2 separate regions of the Homo sapiens genome follow, and region 2 is linked to region 1. A link is an interaction called in ENCODE POLR2A ChIA-PET data of the cell type or tissue named here. Cell type or tissue: Panc1. All regions are shown on one strand. Links, peaks and the distances in the headings refer to the core of each region. The heading gives the core; the rest is flanking DNA. Region 1 overlaps BMPR1A (bone morphogenetic protein receptor type 1A). Region 2 overlaps LDB3 (LIM domain binding 3).

Region 1 (5,381 bases), core at 73-5,072:
ATTAGCAATTTTAATTTCGCCCCGTCCTGTGGTCCTGTGATCTCGCCCTGCCTCCATTTGCCTTGTGATATTCTATTACCTTGTGAAGCACGTGATCTCTGTGACCCACACCTATTTGCACACTCCCTCCCCTTTTGAAAATCACTAATAAAAAATTGCTGGTTTCACGGCTTGTGGGGCATCACGGAATCTACCGACATGTGATGTCTCCCCCGGACGCCCAGCTTTAAAATTTCTCTCTTTTGTACTCTGTCCCTTTATTTCTCTAACCAGCCAACACTTACGGAAAATAGAAAAGAACCTACATGACTATCGGGGCAGGTTCCCCAATAAGGAAGGATAATGAAGAGATAATTGTTAAATTTTCAGTAGTTTCTTTAGTCATTGTGCCTTTTGGTTTACAGTGCCATCTCCACAGTTGGCATTACTATTTTACAGATAAGTTGAAATTTGCCCCTAGTAAATTTTCATAAATGTGCAGTATTTTTTCTAATGTAAAAATAGCCTAAAATGGTGGGACAAAGTTTTCACTAATTCTTCATATAATAAATGAAGTCTCTGAAGAGGCCTGTTTTTTTTTTTCTTAGAAAAAAAGATCATCTGGGCCAAAGGCTTATCTCTGAATATATGAAAGTGGGTGGTTCTTTTAATTACAAATCCAATTTCTCTAACAGTTACAGAAATATCCAGGTTTTCTATTTACTCTGTGTCAATTTTCATTGTTATAATTTTCTAGAAAATTGACGTTTAAATTGTAAAATTTATTGGTATAAAGTGATTCAAGATATTTTATTTTTAAGACTTTCTTCTGTATCTTCCTTTTATATCCTCAGTATTATTTGTACTTTATATTTTTTCTTGATCAATCTTTCAAATAGTTTATTAGCCTTTCATAAAAAACAACTTTCAGCTCTGTTAATCCTCTTCAATGTATCTTTTTTTAAAAAATTCATCATTTCAAGCCCCAATTCTATCACATTTATTAGCTAGAGGCTTGGATAAGTTTCTCTCTGTGCCTAAGTTTCCTCTTGTGTAAAGTGCACATAATAACAATACCCTCCTCATATGGCTTTGTGAAGATTAAATGAGATAACCTTTGTAAAGAACATGGAACGGTGCTTGGAATAGAGTAAGAACTCTAGAATTGTTAGCTTTTATCTGTATTCTCTATTTTACTTCACTTGAATTTACTGCCATGCTCTTTCCCTAACTTAGATTAGCTTATTAGTATTAAAATCTTCTTTTCAAATATGAATATTTAAGGCTTCAGGGTTTCACACACGTTTTAATATGTCCTAAGTTTCTTTTTCTTTGAAATAAGGTCTTGCGCTCTGTAGTCCAGGCTAGAGTGTAATGGTGTTATCATGGCTCACTGCAGACTCAACTTTGCAGGCTCAAGTAATCCTCCCATCTCAGCTTTCTGAGTAGGGGCTACAGGGGGACACCACTGTGCCGGGCTAATTTTTATTTTTTTTTGTAGACGCAGGGTCTCACTATTTTGCTCAGGCTGTTATTTTCTCTATTGTTTTGTTCTAGGTGTTCACTAAATTGATTATTTTATATTTAATCTGTGGGATTTACAGAAGTGTGTTTTTAAATTTCCCAATGTGTACAGTTTGTTATTCACTTCCTACATGCTTTCTCGCCAGAAAACATGGTTGATTTTATTTGAAATGTATAAGAACTTGCTGTATAGCCTAGTAAATGGTCACTTTCATAAAACACTCCACGTGTGCTTGAAAGAACTTTTTTTTTTTTTTAACAGTTGTGAGGGGTATTTCAGACTTTTCTTTTTTAAAGGCAAGGTCTTGCTCTGTTGCCCAGGCTGGACTGCAGTGATGTGATCACTGCTCACTGCAGCTTCCAGCTCCTGGGCTCAAGCCATCCTCCTGCCTCAGCTTGTCCAGTACAGGCATCTGTCACCATGCCTAGCTCGGACTAACTTCTAAAACCAAATGACCTTGCCATTCTCTCTGCTTAAAAACCTAAAAAATATCCTCATTTCATACGATAAAATTAGTAACGCAAGACTTTTTGTCATCTGACAACTGCTGAGACCTCTACTACTCTCCTCCCCTCTCCTCCATACCCTTACGATGCTCCAACTCTACCAAAGTCAGTGCAGCCGCTCTCCCTTCACAGGCACTCCTTCCAGGCTTCCATTACTCTGCACAGCTTTTGTGTCTTCGTTGTTCTTTGCCAGAGTAACTACAATGTTCTCTTCAGGACTTGATCTGCGAGTTCCCTTGTGTATGCAATCCTCAATCCCAACTCATTAGGCTGCTTGAGGAGTCCCGTTCAACTTCCAGTACACCCCGCACACATCACAGCTGCTTTGCAGATCTTGAGCAATGTTCACTCAAAAATGACTTAATGATGACTTGGTTATGTGCCATGTAGTGACTATCCAACGGTAAATAAAAGAGACATGATTCCTCCTCTTATAAAGCTTAGTCAGCTGATTTTTTTACTTATCTTGCAGCAATGTAATTGCCACTGTCTAGCACATTTCTAAACAAAGGAATAAAAATGTTCAATAAATAAATTTAAGAAATAAAAAATAGTAATAACTTGCTAAGGGCAATATATTTGGGGAATTAAACCAACCATAAAACCATAAAATGCACTCTAACAGTTCTTTGTAAGTATAATGGCATCTAAAAATATATCTCTAGATCTTACAGTAACGGCCAGTTACTACTGACAGTGCTAGCTCAAGAACTTCGTTCCCAAAATCACCATCCTTTTGTGATTTCTAGACATCAGAGAACAGAAATTTAGACTCACATCATAAAATGGAGGACCTGAATATACTTAAAACCTCTTCTTTCCAAAATATTTCTGGTTTATTTCATATTTTGAATTAGCTTAAAACTTTCAACTATCATGAATAGTTCAGCGCTAAGTTTACCGGTTTTTTATATTATGACATAAGAAATCTAATAATATAAAGCTGTATTCATAATTCTTTCTCATATTGGTACTGAACAATGCACCTACTTTATGTAAAAACAGGCTTATATTTCCTGAACATATAAGGGCTGTCTTTAAAAATTATCACCTCAAAAAGGAGAACTTTAGGCCAGGTGTGGTGGCTCATGCCTGTAATCCATCTCAGCACTTTAGGAGGCTGAGGCAGGAGGATCACTTGAGCCCAGGAGTTCAAGGCTGTGGTGAGTCATGATCATGCCACTGCACTCCAGCCTGGGCAACAGAGCAAGACCCTGTCTCAAAACAACAACAACAACAACAAAACTTTGAGCTAAATTAAAGGACTAGTTCTAAAGACTAGGAAATGTTAAAATGGGTTTAAGTAGCCAATCTAGTGAATTACACCCTCACTGGGCAGAGCTGGCTAGCTTGCAAGCTGGCTAGAAATGCAGAATCCCAGACCGTGCTGAATTAGAATCTTCTAACAAGACCCCCAGGTGACATGCGCGTACACTAAATTTGAAAAGCAGTAGATAAGACCACCTTTATTTAGCTGCTTAGTCTACCCTGTTTAATTTAAGCATCCTGGAAATATTCACTTATTGAGCAATGAACTGTTTTTTTTTTTTTGAAATGGAGTCCGCTCTGTCACCCAGGCTGGAGTGCGGTGGCGCTATCTCAGCTCACTGCAACCTCCGCTTCCCAGGTTCAAGCCATTCTCCTGCCTCAGCCTCCCAAGGAGCTGGAATTACTGGCATGCACCACCATGCCTGGCTAATTTTTGTATTTTTAGTAGAGATGGGGTTTCACCATATTGGCCAGGCTGGTCTCAAACTCCTGACCTCAAGTGATCCACCCACCTCGGCCTTCCAAAGTGCTGGGATTACAGGCATGAGCCACTGCACCCGGCCTGAGTAGTGAATTTTTTTTAACTTCCACTCCCCTACTCTCCCCACCCCAAAAGAGAGCAAGATGCTTTCTGGATGCTTCGTAGTATTTACTTACTCACCCAAAATATATTTATTGTTCATACACTGTGTTAGCTGCCATAAACTGTTACTTTTTAAATGGCACAGGTAAACGCTAATAAAATTCAGATGAGGAAAGGAAAGTTAAACTAATATTTACTGAGTGTCTACTATGAGGATGTGATACCTAGGAACAACATTCCCTGGTGTCTATTATTTGCCAGGCATTGTTCTAGATACTGCTCAAAATAACTTTCTGCAATCATGAAAGTCTCTATGTTACTCAATAAAGTAGCCACTAACCATATGTGGCTACTCAGTAGTCAAAATACAAGTGGCTAATGACAACCATATCGGAGAGTGTAGTTCTAGAAGCTTATACTTACTACCTATTTGATTCACTGACCAATCCTGACAAGCCAGTGTAAATGTGGATCTAAGGCACAGAAGTTACTGGTAGACTATCGAAAATGGAATGACTAGTAACAGAGCACAGAAGCTGCAGTTCAAATCCAAAGACATGGGAAGAGAAGATTAATTCTAGGCAATGGGATCAGATAAGCCTTCATCAAAGTGTTGGCATCTAAGCTCACACTTGAATAATGGACAGATTTCAACATACTAGGATGTGAGAGAGGCATTCCAGACTGGGAAATCCAGAGGCAAAAGCACAAAGTCAGAAAAGCATGGTAAAGATAAGGAATAGAGTGAGATCAGTAAGACTGAAAAACAGCATTACTATATAGTTTTATATTTGGTTTATCTTACCAATTACGATTTTTCCTAAAGAACAAAGGAATAAAGAATGATTAAGTGTAGGCAGGAATTAATTCATAAGATTCTCAAATGCTAGTGTAAAGTAGCCTGAACTTTACTCAGCAGACAAGGAGAAATCACTGGAGGTTTCAGAGCAAAGAAGTGAGTGCACCATGGTTTAGAAAAATCACTCTTGAAGCATTACATGGGATGAAAGGGACAGGGTGAGGTAGATAAGCCAAAGGGTAATTACAGTAGTTCACACAAGAAGTAACCATCCCAACCAAGAGGCAATGAGAATAGGGAAGTGGAAGAAAACTATTATAGAGGGGGGGCTGATAAAATTTAGCAACTTCTAGATCTGATAGAAAGCAGAGATGCAGTTGTCATAGGTGGTTCCCAGATTTAAATCCTGGGTTGCTGGAAAAATTACAGACCATCAGGAGACAGAGGTGCAAGAAGCTTTTGAAAATATACAAGCAGCTCTAACTAAGGCTGGGAGAATAAACAAATGTGTTCCTACTGCTCCTAAATCCTCAGAAACAACAGAAAAATGTTTAAAAATAGAAGAATATTATGTGTAACCGAGATGGAAGAATGGGTACCAAAGGCAGGAAGAAAAGGTAGTATGTTAAAAGCAAAAATTATTAAATATATAACAAAAAAGTGGAGTTAATTTATAAAACCAAAATGCTGGCTCTTTGAAAAGACCCATGAAATTATCTA
Region 2 (5,381 bases), core at 268-5,267, 130 kb after region 1:
TGAAGCACAGTGGGTCAGGTTCTGTGCTCCTTCACCAGGGCAGCTGTCCTCTCTAGGCCCAAAGGGGCTACAGTTCTACCACACTGACTGTAGAACATCTCTAGATTATTCTAGAAAAGCTCCATCCCGTTTACAAAGCCTTCATCCCTCCTGAGAAGTGTACGCATTCCTCCATAACTCTTCCACAGTTGGCTTTTTCTTAAGTGATTTCCTGTTCTTCTTGTGGATAGTATGTCCATTCATTGTCTTAGACCACGTCTTACTGAGTGCCAGTGTGCCATGGGGGTTACAAAATTGGACTCTGAATAAAGGAAGAGCTGGGTTCAAATCCCAACTCTATTAAGAAATGTTCAAACCTGGGGCAAGTGGCGTAACTTCTCAAGGCCTCAACCTTCTCATCTATATAATGGGAATAATTATTGTACCGAACTCATGGGGTTTTGAGTGGATTAAATAAGATAATGTAAGTGAAGTATTTGGCACAAACACTCAAAAATGTTGGCTCTTATTTTGAAAGTCTTCATAACTGATGCAAAGAGGGAAAGGAACAATGATTTGAGTGCCATTATGCCTCCTGTTTAATCCTCATGACATCTCTGTGAAGAGATAATATTCCCTATTTATTTATCTATTTATTTTATTTATTTATTTATTTATTTTTTATTTTTATTTTTTTTTGCGACGGAGTCTCACTCTGTCACCAGGATGGAGTGCAGTGGCATGATGTCGGCTCACTGCAACCTCCGCCTCCTGGGTTCAAGCAATTCTCCTGCCTCAGCCTCCCAAGTAGCTGGGAGGGCAGGCACGCGCCACCACACCCAGCTATATTTTTTTATTTTTAGTAGAGATGGGGCTTCACCATGTTGGCCAGGATGGTCTCGATCTCTTGACCCTGTGATCCACCTGCCTCTGCCTCCCAAAGTTCTGGGATTACAGGCGTGAGCCACCGCGCCCAGCCTATTTATTTTTTGAGGTGGACTCTCACTCTGTCACCCAGGTGGAGTGCAGTGGCACAATCTCAGCTCACTGCAACCTCTGCCTCCCAGGGTTCAAGCAGTTCTCCCACCTCAGCCTCCCAAGTAGCTGGGATTGCAGGCATGTGCCACCACGCCTGGCTAATTTTTGTATTTTCAGTAGAGACGGGGTTTCACCATTTTGGCCAGGCTGGTCTTGAACTCCTGACCTCAAGTGATCCACCTGCCTCGGCCTCCCAAAGTGCTGGGATTACAGGCATGAGCCACCGCGCCCAGCCTAGTATTCCAATTTTAAAGGGGAGGAAACTGACTGGAGAGGTTCCATCACAGAAGTCATAAGGAGTAGCCCCAGTCCTGATGGACTCCAATGTTCATCCTCCTTCTATGGCTTTACGCTGTCTCCAGCTCCTTATCAGCATGGCATTGAGCTTTGATCAGTTACACTTATCTCTTGCATGTGTTTTCCAATATATAGCTTCCCCTTTTGTGCTTAATTGTAGCTTGTCATGCAAATGCTCTTATGTATCCCAGTCCATCAATCTTCTCTGATGGAACACTTAATTTCTTTAGTAGGCAGAAATGCATTGCCTTGCCAGAGCTAAGAAAACATCGTTCTGCTTCCTTTAGAAAGTTACCGCCCAGGTTGCAGTTCACTCTGTGCTCTGCAAGAACTTACTACTATCTGGTATGGGCTGACCCGTCTCCACCTGAGGACAAGCCCTGCACCCACTTACGACTTCTTTCTCATCACTCCCAGGTGGTCTCATGGTGCCCTGGACTTTCTCTTACACCTCCATGCCTCTGTGCAAACCAGGCCCTGGGCTTGAAAAACCATCCCCACTTTCTGTACCTGAGAGAATCTCTGCAATCCTTTGTGCTAGGCTGTCCTTCAGGGAAGTCTTCATGCCCTACATACCCCAACCAAGAGTGATGAGATGGCCTTGCTGAAGGCTTTCCCTGGCCTTCCCTCCTCCATTTATCCATGCATCCTATCCATTCATCCATCATCTCCTTTTTTTTTTTTTTTTTTTTTTTTTTAGATTGAGTCTTGCTCTGTCACACAGGATGGAGTGCAATGATGTGGTCACAGTTCACTGCAACCTCAACTTCCTGGGCTCAAACCATCCTCCCACCTCAGGCTCCTGAGCAGCTGGGACCACAGGTGTGCACCACCACGGTCGGCTACTTTAATTTTTTTTTGTTTTAGAGATGGGGTCTCCCTATATTGTCCAAGCTGTTCTTGAACTCCTGGGCTCAAGGGGTCCTCCTGCCTTGGCCTCCTAAAGTACTATGATTACAGGCGTGAGCCACCAAGCTGGGCTGTGTTCCATATTTAAATAAATATAAAAATTAAATTAAATGGTTCAAACAACCTAATTAAATAGTGATTCCTTCTCTTACTGGCTTTTCACAGATTAAGCTATTAAAGTGGCTTGAATTGGCCAGGTGCGGTGGCTCACGCCTGTAATCCCAGCACTTTGGGAGGTCGAGGCAGGTAGATCACGAGGTCAGGAGTTCAAGACCAGCCTGGCCAAGATGGTGAAATCCCCCATCTCTACTAATAATATAAAAATTAGCCAGGCGTGTTGGTGGGAGCCTGTAATCCCAGCTACTTGGGAGGCTGAGACAGAGAATTGCTTGAACCCAGAAGGCGGAGGTTGCAGTGAGTCAAGATAGCATGCCACTGTACTCCAGCCTGGGTGACAGAGCAAGACTCTGTCTCAAAAAAAAAAAAAAAAAAAAAAAAGGCCAGGCACGGTGGCTCACGCCTGTAATCCCAGCACTTTGGGAGGCCAAGGTGGGCGGATCACGAGATCAGGAGATCGAGACCATCCTGGCTAACATGGTGAAACCCTGTCTCTACCAAAAATACAAAAAATTAGCTGGGTGCAGTGGTGGGAGCCTGTAGTCCCAGCTACTTGGGAGGCTGAGGCAGGAGAATTGCATGAACCCCAGAGGCGGAGCTTGCAGTGAGCCAAGATCGCGCCACTGCACTCCAGCCTGGGCAACAGAGCGAGACTCCGTCTCAAAAACAAAACAAAACAAAACAAAGGCTTGAATTTACCTCTGGAATGCCTTGTCTTGCCCACTGATTCATTTTTCTGTTTTAAATTTGATTCCATATGATTTGGAGAATTATCGCTTTGTTTTAAAATTTGGTAGCATGGGTCTGATACTAACACATTTTTGTTTAAGTTGGTATTTTTCTTCACAACTTCTGCAAAAGTTATTTCTGCAAAAGGAGAACATTGCTGGTACCGAACAAAGTCTGTGCATGGGCCTTTTCCACAAGGAGTATAATCTAGCTCCTCATATATTTATTCCTTCCTTTATTTCTCCCTTTAAGTCTTTCTAATTTTCTTTGACTCTCTCTTGTCCCAAGCTGAATTACTACCCTCACATTTAATGGATTTTATTGCTATTGTAAAAGGATTTCTGTCCATCAAATTGCAGGTGCTCTGTGTTGAAAAGGGGCTTGGTACTTTTCTAGAGCAATGGTTCCCAAACATCAGAAGCACATGGAGGGTTTGTTGAAACACAGCGTGCCAGGCTCCCCTCCAGAGTTTCTGATTCACCAGATCTGGGGTGGGGCCTGAAGATCTGCATTTCTAACAAGTTCTCAGGTGATGTTGCTGCTGGTGTTGGGACCACACTTTGAGAAACACTTCTGATTCCCACACCTAACTGAAACACCTGGGTAGGGTGGGGCACCCTACGAAATGCTGCTTCTGTGGGTCTGAGGTAGGTCTGAAACAATCTATTTTCTCTCTAGTTTGTTAAGTTCCCTAGGTGACCATGATGCCAGGTTTGGGAACTGCTCGGGTGCAGGTTCATCTGTGAAGGGCTGACCCACCTATCTCTCTTCTTTATATGCAGATGTCAGCTTATCTTTGCAGCCAGCTGAAGCATTTTTCAGCCTAGACCCTATCATTCTGGCTCAATCTGCAGATTTGACAGGACTCCCTTCTGTGTCTTCTTCCAAATTGTTGATTAAAATGACGAGACGTAAAAATGAAGTTTCACCTCATACCCGTTAGGATAGCTACTATTTTTTAAAAAACAGAAAATAACAAGTGTTTGCAAGGCTGCGGAGAAATTGGAACCTTTATTCTCTGTTAATGGGTTTGTAACACAGTGCAGCCGTTATGGAAAACAGTATGAGGTTCCTTACAAAATCAAAAATAGAACAGAATCAAAAATAGGCACGGTGGCTCATGCCTGTAATCCCAGCACTTCAGGAGGCCAAGGCAGGAGGATTGCTTGAGCCCTGGATTTCAAGACCAGCCTGGGCAACATAGCAAGACCTCATCTCTACAAAAAATGATGAAAATTAGCTAGGCATGGTAGCGGATGTCTAAAGTTCCATCTACAGGCTGAGGTGGGAGGATCAACTGGGTCTCTCCAGTTACCTAGGTCTGAAGGTAAATCTGCTTCCTCACTGTCTTCTCTTAACACTAGACCGTCTTCTTCCTGGATCTTCTTACTCAAAACATCATTTTTGAGAATCTTTTCGGGGGAGTTGCTATGATGAGGGGCAGCAGTGATAATGGAAATCTATCATTCTTTCAAAAGCCTCAGACACAAATTGCGGCTTATCTCAAATAATAGAAGTTATAATGCTTTTAGTAGAAGAATAACAGCAAGTTGTATAAGCATAACAGCTCTTTCTTTAACTACCGATCAATATCATATGCTCATGAGAAAGGAAAGGTCTGGTATTATCTTCTCCCTTTTACAGATATAGAAACTGAGGCACAGAGTAAGTGACTTGTTTCAGGTCATTCAGTTAACTTCAGAGCTGGGAAGGGCATTCACTAGTACAAGAACCCAAGACGTTTCTTTTCTTTCTTTCTTTTTTTTTTCAGATGGAGTCTTACTGTGTTGCCCAGGCTGGAGTGCAACGGCAGTATCTCAGCTCACTGCAACCTCTGCCTCCCGGGTTCAAGCGATTCTTCAACCTCAGCCTCCCGAGTAGCTGGGATTACAGACGCCCGCCATCATGCTCGGCTAATTTTCGTATTTTTGTAGAGATGGGGTTTCACCATTTTGGCCAGGCTGGTCTTGAACTCCTGACCTCAGGTGATTCGCCTGCCTTGGCCTCTCAAAGTGCTGGGATTACAGGCGTGAGCCACCGCGCCCAGCCAAAACGTTTATTTTCTAATTTACAGTCAGGGGAAAGAAGTTTTATTTTGTTTTGCTTTTTCCCTTGAGGAACTGAATGTTTTCTCCTTTCTGATTTTAAAGTAAACTAACTTACTGTGTTTCTCTTTTTGCCCTCAAATTTGCTACCCAGTTAGTCCCTGCAGCTCTGTTATTCTTCATAATCAGCATGCCTGCTTTTCCCGCCTCTGATTTTCTGGTTCTACTGTCTTAGCCTTCATGTCTGTGTTACCTTTTCTGGAACCT

Evidence for each region. Peaks named below come from ENCODE experiments on the same cell type or tissue, not always from the same donor. Only the 100,000 strongest peaks of a DNase experiment are listed, where the experiment ranks them.
Region 2: POLR2A ChIA-PET joins it to region 1 with 6 read pairs; 6 of 35 experiments call an interaction of 5 or more read pairs at or near these places.

Annotation. Positions count from the first base shown.
Region 1 is chr10:86,848,500-86,853,880 of GRCh38, reverse strand. The region is part of intron 2 of BMPR1A (bone morphogenetic protein receptor type 1A); the gene reads right to left. Among named protein-coding and RNA genes, the nearest start is that of BMPR1A, 95 kb to the right of the region's middle. RefSeq lists a silencer at 4,312-4,361. In Panc1, for the core only: no CTCF peak of the experiment used is centred there; a DNase peak (open chromatin) is centred at 2,381.
Region 2 is chr10:86,719,900-86,725,280 of GRCh38, reverse strand. All of the region lies in intron 12 of LDB3 (LIM domain binding 3), which reads right to left. Among named protein-coding and RNA genes, the nearest start is that of BMPR1A, 34 kb to the left of the region's middle. In Panc1, for the core only: no CTCF peak of the experiment used is centred there; no DNase peak of the experiment used is centred there.